2 separate regions of the Homo sapiens genome follow, and region 1 is linked to region 2. The links are chromatin loops, found by intact Hi-C in ENCODE. Cell type or tissue: PC-3. All regions are shown on one strand. Region 1 has its middle 25 kb from the start of LINC02304. Region 2 has its middle 82 kb from the start of PAPOLA.

What was found. Peaks named below come from ENCODE experiments on the same cell type or tissue, not always from the same donor. Only the 100,000 strongest peaks of a DNase experiment are listed, where the experiment ranks them.
Region 1: a loop joins it to region 2, with 4 times the contacts of the local background. A loop is called at or near these places in 2 of 110 quality-filtered maps.

The regions. Positions count from the first base shown.
Region 1 is chr14:97,177,605-97,182,604 of GRCh38, reverse strand. No RefSeq gene overlaps it. Among named protein-coding and RNA genes, the nearest start is that of LINC02304, 25 kb to the right of the region's middle. RefSeq lists enhancers at 1,959-2,253, 1,659-2,858. In PC-3, a CTCF peak has its summit at 2,190; DNase peaks (open chromatin) are centred at 2,094 and 3,654; H3K27ac peaks cover 3,714 bases.
Region 2 is chr14:96,582,198-96,587,197 of GRCh38, reverse strand. No RefSeq gene overlaps it. Among named protein-coding and RNA genes, the nearest start is that of PAPOLA, 82 kb to the right of the region's middle. In PC-3, a CTCF peak has its summit at 2,791 (motif pointing left); a DNase peak (open chromatin) is centred at 2,817; H3K27me3 peaks cover 506 bases.

The DNA of each region.
Region 1 (5,000 bases), 600 kb before region 2:
AAAATTTCTTTAACGTCAATTTTGCTGTTTTTCATCCTAAAACCTATGTAGATTTTATTATCTTGCTCTCTCTGTGTTTCCTTCCATTATTTTCTTATTTAAGCTTTCTATTTTTGCCTCTCTGTCATCATGTCAGCCTGCTTTTGTTTTTTTCTTGAGATTTTTTGCTCTTTTTCCAGAGACTTCATCTTCATTATGCTATTAAGGATTTTAAACATTTAAAAAATTTTAGAAAACAAGAAAGAAAGTTATCCTAGATGCCTTAAGGTGTGAAAGAGAAGCATCTATTCTATCAGATGCAAAATCTCTGGTAGAGATGTATGTGTGTATATGTGTGCGTGTGTGCAAGTGTGTGCTATACATGTATCTGTGTACTATATATGTATATGTGTGTACTGCATGTGTGGATATGTGTGTCTGTGTGTATTTATGTGTACTATGTGTGTGTACTCTATGTGTGTATTTGTGCATGTGTATGTGTGAGTACTGTGTGTACATGTGTGTACTGAGTGTATGTGTGTGTACTGCATGTGTGCACGTGTGTGTATTTGTGGATTTGCATGTATTTGTGCATATGTATGTGTACATGTGGGTACTGTGTGTGTATTGCATGTGTGTACACTGTGCATGTACATACAGAGTGTGTACTATGTGTATTTGTTCATATGTGTGTATGTGTACATGTGTGTAGTGTGTGTACTGCATGTGTGTACATACAGTGTGTATATTTGTGCATATGTGTGTATTTGTATATGTGGGTACTGTGGGTATACTGCATGTGTGTATGAGCATACTGTCTGTGTGTATTCATGCGTATGTGTGCATGTGTACACGTGGGTACCGTGTGTATACTGCATGTGTGTATGTGTGTGTACTGTGTGTGTATATATGCATATGCATACATGTGGGTACTATGTGTGTGTACTGTATGTGTGTCTGTGTGTGTACTGTGTGTGTATTTGTGCATATGTGTGTATGTGTACATGTGGGTACTGTGTATACTGCATGTGTGTATGTATGTGTACTGTGTGTGTATTTGTGTGGATGTGTGCATGTGTACATGTGGGTACTGTGTGTATACTGTGTGTGTGTGTGTGTGCTGTGTGTGTATATGTGCATATGCATACAGGTGGGTACTTTGTGTGTACCGCATGTGCGTGTGTACTGTGTGCATATTTGTGCATATGTGTGTATGTGTACATGTGGGTACTGTGTGTACTGCATGTGTGTATGTGTGTGTGCTGTGTGTGTATTTGTGTGTATGTGTGCATGTGTACATGTGGGTACTGTGTGTGCCGCATGTGTATGCACAGTGTGTACTGTGTGTATTTGTGCGTATATGTGCATGTGTACATGTGGCGTGTTTGTGTGTGTGTGTATGTGTGTGTGTGTGTGTGTTGCAGAATGGGTGAGAAGAAGCTAAATGACGTTCCACAGAAGAGGACACCCCTGCTTCCATGTCCTGTCTCAGGGAGCCAGGTTCCGAGAAGGCTGCCTTCGCCTTCCTCACCACCCACTCCTGTCGCACCAACCTTCCGGGATGATCCCGCTCTTCCATGACTGGCTGGCTCTGCGGGAGGAAGGGTGCGGAAGCTCAGCAGCGGGCGACTTCACAGGAAGCTTGCCAGGCTGCCGCGGAAGCCACAGAGCGGGAGCTTGGATGTCAAGGTTTGGGAACTAAAAATACGAAGTGAATCTGCAGTGGGCAGATGCAGAGGCCGTTGCTCCCGTGGACGGTGTGCTGCCCCCCACCAGAACCTTCCAGAGGAAAGGGGGTGCCCCATGCCTATCATCCATGGAGGCGCCGAGGCCGTGTGGGACACGCTTTTCCATGCTGGAGTCTTCACTGTGCTTCCTTCAGGAGCTGGAGGAAAAAGACGCGGAGTGTCCTTTGGAACTTCACTGAGTGTCCTTTGGAACTTCACTGAGTGTCCTGTCCACTCAGTGAAGGTGACCCAGGCCCCCCTCATTGGAGGGTCCACACATGGTCCCAGGAGGAGCCTTTGCCGCCCGGCTCCAGGGATGACTCAGGGAGCGCTTTTCCCGTTTTAGCTGCTGCCATGTGTCATCTGATGTGACTAACGTTTCTCCTTGTGATGAGTCACCCAGCCAAGCACAGGAAGACGTGCCTTCAGAAATGCAGGGTTTGAAAGAAGATCCGCTAGGTGGCATGGGCAGGGTGGGGGACGCTCTTCAGCAGCACTTCATTCCCTTTTCAAGGGCCCCTCAACCAACGTCAAGGTCCCTCTGAGTTGTTGGAGGGTGGGCTGGTGGTTCCTGTGACCATGGCCCCCAGGCTGTTTTGGGGAAGCTGGCAGGGGGAACATAGTAGAGTGTGTTCATGAAGGGAGCCAGATATTATGTGTGGGTCCTTTTTCTTAATATTGATAACTTGCAAAGATGTTGACTTCACAAGTAGACCTTAGATTCAGCAAACCCAAAATACTACAGTAGGAAAGACACTGGCTTTTTGTAGATTTCAGAATGTTCAAGGTTGTGGCCTTGGGAATCGGTGCATTCAAACTCTTGCTTTCTAGATGATGAAACCCTGATTCTCAAAACTGCATAAGGTATCCCACCTCCGAGCTTCCACTGCAGTCCTTATCAATGCATTAATGCAGTCCTACTGTCATTGAGGTAGTGTATTATTTCGTTCTCACACTGCTGTAAAGGACTGCCTGAGACTGGGTAATTTATAAAGGAAAGAGGTTTAAATGACTCACAGTTCTGTATGGCTGGGGAGGCCTCAGGAAACTTACAGTGGTCGTGGAAGGGGAAGCAAACACGTCCTTCTCCACAAGATGGCAGGAAGAAGTGCTGAGCAAAAGCAGGGAAAGCCCCTTATGAAACCATCACATCTTGTGAGAAGTCACTCACTGTCATGAGAACAGCAGCATGGGGTGACCTCTCCCATGATTCAGTTACCTCCCACCAGGTCCCTCCCATGACACATGTGGATTATGGAAACTACAATTCAAGATGACATTTGGGTTGGGACACAGCCAAACCATATCAGAAGAATGCCCCTCCAAAGATGTCCACGTCCCAATCCCTCAAACCTGTGACTATGTTACCTTAGATGGCAAAGGGAACTTTGTAGATGTGAGTAAGTTAAGGATGTTGAGATGGGAACATGATTCCAGATTATCTGGATGGCTTGATGTAATTACAGTGGTCCTTATAAGAGGGAGGCAGGGGTGTCAGACTGAAGGGACAAGAGGTGATAAAATAAACAGAGGTCATAGTGATGAAGGGCCATGAGCCAAGGAATATGGGCAGCCTCTAGAAGCTGGAAAAGACAAATAAGTGGATTCTCTCCTAGAACCTCCGGAGAGGAACACAGTCCCATTCTGGATTTCTGACCTGCAGAACAGTGAGATAAATTCACGTTGTTTCAAGCCACTAAGAAGGTGATGATTTGTTATAATGGCAACAGAAAACTCATACAGTCCGTTTCTCTGAATTATCAGTTTCTTCCATGAGGCTGAGAGCAAAGTTGAAAGCAAGAGCTGTGCCGCATTTGTATCTGTGACTGCAGATCTTGTAGGCTTGGCTCATAGTAGACGTTCAGTTAACATGCATGAGCCCACACGACCCTTAAAGGGAAGATGACTGTCCCTGAAGCCACATCCTGCTTCCTTCATCACCATTGTGTAGAATCGACCCTTAGTGTTTGGGAAAGGAGCCAGAGAACAGAGATTACACTCAACCCAGTCCTACCTCTATGTCATAATTTTGGCTGCAAATCACTGAATATTTCCCAATATGCCAGGAACAGAGCAAAGTTATTTCTCTGACTTAATTTAATCCTCACAAAACCACTATGTATGGTAGGTTTACTATGATTCCTATTTTTCAGTGTGAGAATGAGGCTTGGAGAGAAAAAGAGTAAGTAAAATGAAATAAAACCTTGCAGTTCCACCTGACTCTGAAGTCCTTGCTTCTAACCCCTGTGCTGTGCTCATCCTCTTTGAACTTCTGTTCCTAACCTGGTATTACAGAGATTAACACCCATCTGAAAGAGTGTGAGAGAACACATTTATTCATTCATTAGTTCAAGAAGTTCTACGGGGTATCAGCCTGATTCCAGACACCGGCACTGGGGAATATAGCGGCGAACAAAGTGAGCCCCTGTCCTGAGGAAGTGAGAAGAGAGACATCCTATGCAAATAACAAATGTATCATATAAAATAGCATCAGCTAAAGGCTATGAAGAACATTTTTAACTAAATAAAATAATGTTATAGAAGTTAACCTTCTGCCCAACACATAGTAGGTGCATGAAAAAATGTTTGCTGAGTTTCTGAATGGGCATAAGGGATACTGAATAGATTCCCTCACTCTGAAACATCTACTGTCCCCTGGTGCCAGGCCAGGTGGGCTGGGGGTGGACATCCAATGGGACCCTTGTCCTTAGAAGCAGATACTGAGCCAGAATCTTTGGTGTGATGACAGTACTGCACCAATGGCAATTAACTTATGCCTAACCCCACAAAGCCAGAGACAACACTGTTAATAACACTGCCTTCCTCTTCCCAGGGCTCTTCTCCGTGATTCAGCCTCTCATCCTCCAGTCTGTCTCAGCAGTGATTTTTGATCCCCAAACCAAGCCAAATCCATTTTATTTTTCATTATTCAAGGAAAAGCCACTGATATGGTTTGGGTTTGTGCCCACCCAAATCTCAGCTTGAATTGAAATCCCCATGATCCCCACATGTTGTGAGAGGGGCCCAGTGGGAGGTAATTGAATCATGAGGGTGGTTGCCCCATGCTGTTCTCATGATAGTGAGTGAGTGAGTCCCATGAGATCTGATGGTTTTACGTGTCTGGTATTTCCCCTGCTTGCCCTCACTCCGTCCTGCTGCCCTGTGAGGAAGGTACCTGCTTCCCCTTTACCTTCCGCCGTGATTGTCAGTTTCCTGAGGTCTCCCCAGCAATGCAGAACTGCGAGTCCATTAAACCTCTTTCCTTTATAAATTACCCAGTCTTCGACATTTCCT
Region 2 (5,000 bases):
CGTACTCGCTTTTGCAGCGGGTTAAGCAGCGTTTCTGTTGTCTGGAGCTGAAAGCAGCCTCCTTGACACCAGGACTCAGAGCTGGGATCAGCGTGAACTAGGAGTGACAGGGGAGCCAGACCGGCTGCTCCAGCTTCCCCCTGGCCCTGAGCCCTGTGGCTTGTCTTACTGAAGACACGTTGGTCAGTTTCTGCTGCAAAAAACTGCTCTTTCCTTCACTTCTAGGCCATGAAGGGAAAACTGTTTCCTAAATAACTGTCTTACCCTGGTTTAAATAAGTCTCCCACAAAATGGCCAGAGACTGACGTTTCCTTTTTACACAGTCAAAAAAGAAAGCTCCCCACCCAACTGTCCATCAATAGAGGGTAATTAAGTTCATTCAACTACAGCCATTTGATAGCTGTGTGCACAGCCGCTAAATTGATGCTGACAGATGATGCTTAAAGACACGGGAGATGCTTTGTATATTACTATTAAATGAAAGAAAAAAATACAGGTTACAAAACTCTATGTATGCAGTATGATCATATACATATATTTTTTTTAATATGCACACACATAAAATAAGACTGGAAGGAAACACCACAGTGTTTGGGTGGTGGAATTTGGGGTAATATTTATTGTCGACTTTATACTTCTGCACATTTTTCAAGTTTTCTACAATAAGCATATATTATGATTGTAACTTAAGAACTAGAGTGAAGACTCTGAGGACATACTTGGCAGCCCTGGGGGAAACACTTCGAGGGAGAGGAAAGGAAAATCTTTCACGTTTCCATCAAGGTCCAGGGCTCCAAGCACCCACAGACGCCACATTGAGCCAGAGTGAGCGTCCGGGTGTTTCTGGCAAGTGCAGAAGGAAAAGTCAGAAGCGCAAGATTCTGGGGTCCAGGAACCTTTCAGGGTGTGCAACAGCCTCCTCCTCTCCCTCTGCCTCCATCAAGTCTACCTCCCACCAGATCTCTGCGGTTCCCTCTCTCAGACTGAGCAGCAGCAAAGCCCCCGTAAAATATCTGGTGTCAAAGCTGACCTCGCACAATCCGATTCCTTGGGAGTCCCTCATACTCAGGGAGTTTGGCACGTGGGAGGTTAATTCTCTTATCAAAACTGTACAAAATCCTAATTTTGCAGAGTGGCAATTTGGGGGAAAAAAAACCCAGCAATGGGAAAATGTTGGTTATGCAGCACTAGACATTCAGTTCTCAGGGGATCAATTATAAAAACACTCATTCAGCTATTTCTATTCAAATGAACACCTGAAGAGGAGGCCTCAATGGTTTTAAAAGTGTGTGGATATTACTGGATAAATGTTAGTCCAATAAAAGAGATCATCATCCGCTATTTGTGTACATTTAAGTTGACACTAAAAAGATCTTTGTGGAGTATCGCTGCGGCTGCTGCTTTTTCTGCATGCATCTTTTTATCTCCTATTCCCTTAACACTTTAGCAACTGAAGAAAACAGACCAAATGTGGCTGGTCATGGTTTTCTTCTCCTTCTCCTTCTTCCCCCAAGATTAAAGGGACACGGGTGTTGCGAAGGCCACACCTGAAGTGGGCAGCCTGGTTGCTCACACTGATGAATATGTAATGTCCTGCTTGGAGGCGCAGTCACGAACTCCTAATAAGAATTCACGAGTCTGTGTTTGAAAACAGACATTTGCATTTGCCCTGCGGTCACAGTACATGGACCATTCTTATTCAAAAATTTATTTTTTTCTTCTTCTTTTTAAGACCTGAAAATATTCTATGCCCTCTCTCCCCACCAACACACAGATACACACACCCTTCTTTCTACGTTCTCTTTAAACAGAAATTAAGATACGGAAGCCCAGAAAGCCCAGCAGCCCCCACTCCTGCAGCCGCTGGGCCTGGGGCGGGAACTGCAGCTCCCAGAGAGACGGAGACCCCTCCAAACCTGCTTCGAGCAGATACTAGTTTTCTCTCAAGTCCAAGGGCTTTCTTGGTCCAGAATGAAATGCAGAATTTTTAAAAAGGGGAGTAAAACAACATGGGGAGAGTACGTTGAGGGTCAACAAGCCCACTGAAGTGAAGCCAGGGTGTGTAATCCACTTGGCGGCTATAGGAACCTGCCTGGCCCAGGGCTGGGACGCTGTGCCCCAAGTTCCCGGGGGCAATTTGGTGGTGGCAGGCGTTTCCCGGTCAGTGGCTGTGGTTTATGCAGTTCAATTTCCCGGAAAAACAGCACCCCACCGGTCACTTTTAAAAACACTTTAAAAAGGGGCCTTTTTTGCCTGTGACTCCTGAACCTCTAAGTCCTTAGCAATGTCTAGAGGGCAAGAGTGCCACCATTCGAGGTACAAGGAACAGAGCATGAACACCCCATGTTGATTTGGGTCTCTCCTCCTCTGCAGCTTCCTCAATAGAGCACAAAGCTCTTGGCCTCTTCTACCCAGGGGTCCCCACCCTCCCTCAGTCCTCACAGGCCCCCCAGGCTGGCCACACTGACTGCATGGACGTGGCTGCACTCAGCCTCCCTGCGCCCCTCCTTCCTGAGGGGTTGGCCGAGGTTAAATGCTGATCCCACAAATGTCCGGGTTTTGAGCATTCCTTCTAATTACAGGTGTTCAGAGAGCCATTTGCGTGCCTTGTGAAAATGGTGCTTTCTTGGGGCCAGGCTGTGGTCAGTTAGTATCGTCCTTGCTTTAGCTAAGGGTGGGCAATGTCCACACAGCCAGGGAGGCAAAGCATAAGAGCAGGGAGTGCTGCGCCCGCTCCGGGGCTCCCTCAGCCGGCCAAGCCGCTAAGCCAGGAAGATTCCTTTGCGGCTGCCCACAGGCCGGCCCAACCAAGCCCCCATTTCAGGGCTAACAGTGACACCTGCAGTTTAACCTGCCACATGTCACTCTGCGGGACAACTGCCCTGGGAGGGGGCTGAGGGACCTTGGGCCACCTGGCCACCAATGCCCTTGCCAGGGGTCCCCAGGGAGAGGCTGAGGAGACTGAGTTCTCTGGGCCTGGTATAGGAGCTAGAGAGAGGGCAGACCCACCTGCTGTTCTGGGAGGAGGCCACAAGGCAACAGTTTCTAGCCCCGAGACTCCAGAACCCAGCACCTGTGCCTGTGACTCTCCCCACTCAGCCACCAACCTAAGAAAGCCAAGGCCATGGGAACTTGCTGGGTGGGGAGGCAGCAGGGACCAGAGAACACCAGTCGCCACAGTGGCAGCATCCAAACAGGTTTTACTGAGAGCCAGCTCTGTGCTGCACTAGCTCACCTTCCCCCTGCTCCTCTCAGCAAGGCGCGACCACCTGGCCCAGTGCCCTCACTTTACAGCCCGGAAGACTGAGGACCACAGAAGGGAGGTGGCTTGGTCAAGGTCATCTAGGGAGATGGCACCTAAGTCTGGTCTGCAGCCTCAGCCTACCTGCAGGACAGTGCTCAGGACTGCCATGGCGACATGCTCAGGACTTGATCAGGCGACATGCCCTTCCTGGCGTGGCCACCATGGGACAATGCATGCACAGCTTTCCATAGACCATCTCCTCAACACCACCACCCGCCCTCCCCCAACACACACTCACATGCTTGCACACACACACGCACATAGGCACACACACCGAGAAAAGACAGCAGGTCCAAGATGAATTATCTGAATCCAGCCCCAGCTCCCAAAGCATGGCCCCAACAGCCGCGGCTCCATTTCCTCCCCTGCACTCGCTCACAGAAATCTGAGAGCCAGGACACAGGGAGTTGAGAATGAAAATGAACCGATGCAAAGATTTCTTTATAACTTTTCTCAATATTCTGCTGATTGCTAGCTCAGTAGCAGATGTGGTGTGCTTAATGATGCATAGAGAAGCAGCAGCCCCTGATCCCTAAATGAACTTCTTATCTCTAAATATATACAGGGAAAGCTATATAAACTCAATTTAGCCCCTCTGCTCTTCCAGCTACCCCGATCGAGGAGTGGAAGGAGAGAGTGGGTGCCTGGAAGACCTGGCAGGGGCAGATGGAGGGCAGGGAGAAGGTGGGGAGGCTGCAGTGGCATCCGGCCACTGTGCTCACCGCCCCCCAGTGACTGAGCTGGCCACACAGACAGGCAGCCCACCTTCCTATTTCCCAGGGTGAGGGGGTGGTTTGAGGGGCTTCCTCCTGAGAAAGCCTTCAGTGGCAGGAGCAGCAATAGCAACAAAAACCTTCACCAGCAAAACCTCTCTCTGTTTAGCCATTTCCATTAAGGTGCCGCATCTGTATGTAGCAAGATTCAGCAAGTTCTTACAACTCAGGTTCTCGGTAAAGGGGTTAAAACGCTTTGGCCCTGAGCCTTCCTCGCTTGGTGGCATCCACTGTGTGCAGGTGCGAGGCCAGAGTCCCAGGGAGGACCCAGGGTCCAGCAGGGACAGATGTGAGTTCCAAGTGCAGGTGTGTGCCAGAGGCAGACACACTGGGCTGCAGGAACACAGAGGGGAGCCCTAGATCCTCCTCTCTGCACCCCCCACCCCCAGGAACGCCCAAAGGGCAGAAGAAGCAGCAGGTGCGAAGGCTTGGCAGGCAGGAGAACACCAGGCCTGCTCAGGAGCTGTGGTAAGTCTGGACACGGGATGATGGGTGTAACAGAGGGCCCAGGGGCAGGGGAAGCAGGACCTCCGACACCGTGTGAGGAGCCTGACCTTCATCCTGCAGGAGGTGAAGGGGATGCTTGGCCTAGTTCTAGGTCGCTGCTGATACATAAAAGCTGCTGCTGCCATGCTGAGTGGGTGAGCAGGAGGGCGGGGCTCGGGTTCAACACTCAAGTCCCAGAGTTCCCAAGAGGCCAGCCCAGGGCCTGGCCAAGTCACTTCAAATAGCTGTTTAGCCCAGATGGCCTGTTAATCTTGAAGGAAACCCAAAGAAGCACAGAGACACAGTTGAAATGGGAGTAAGAGCACCCAATGCCCATCCACGGCCAAAGGAAAGCTTATGCATATGCAACATGGGCCCACTCCGAAGGCTTTTCCATTAGCCGCGTGGAGACACTGTGGCCAGGTTGGGGGAATCTA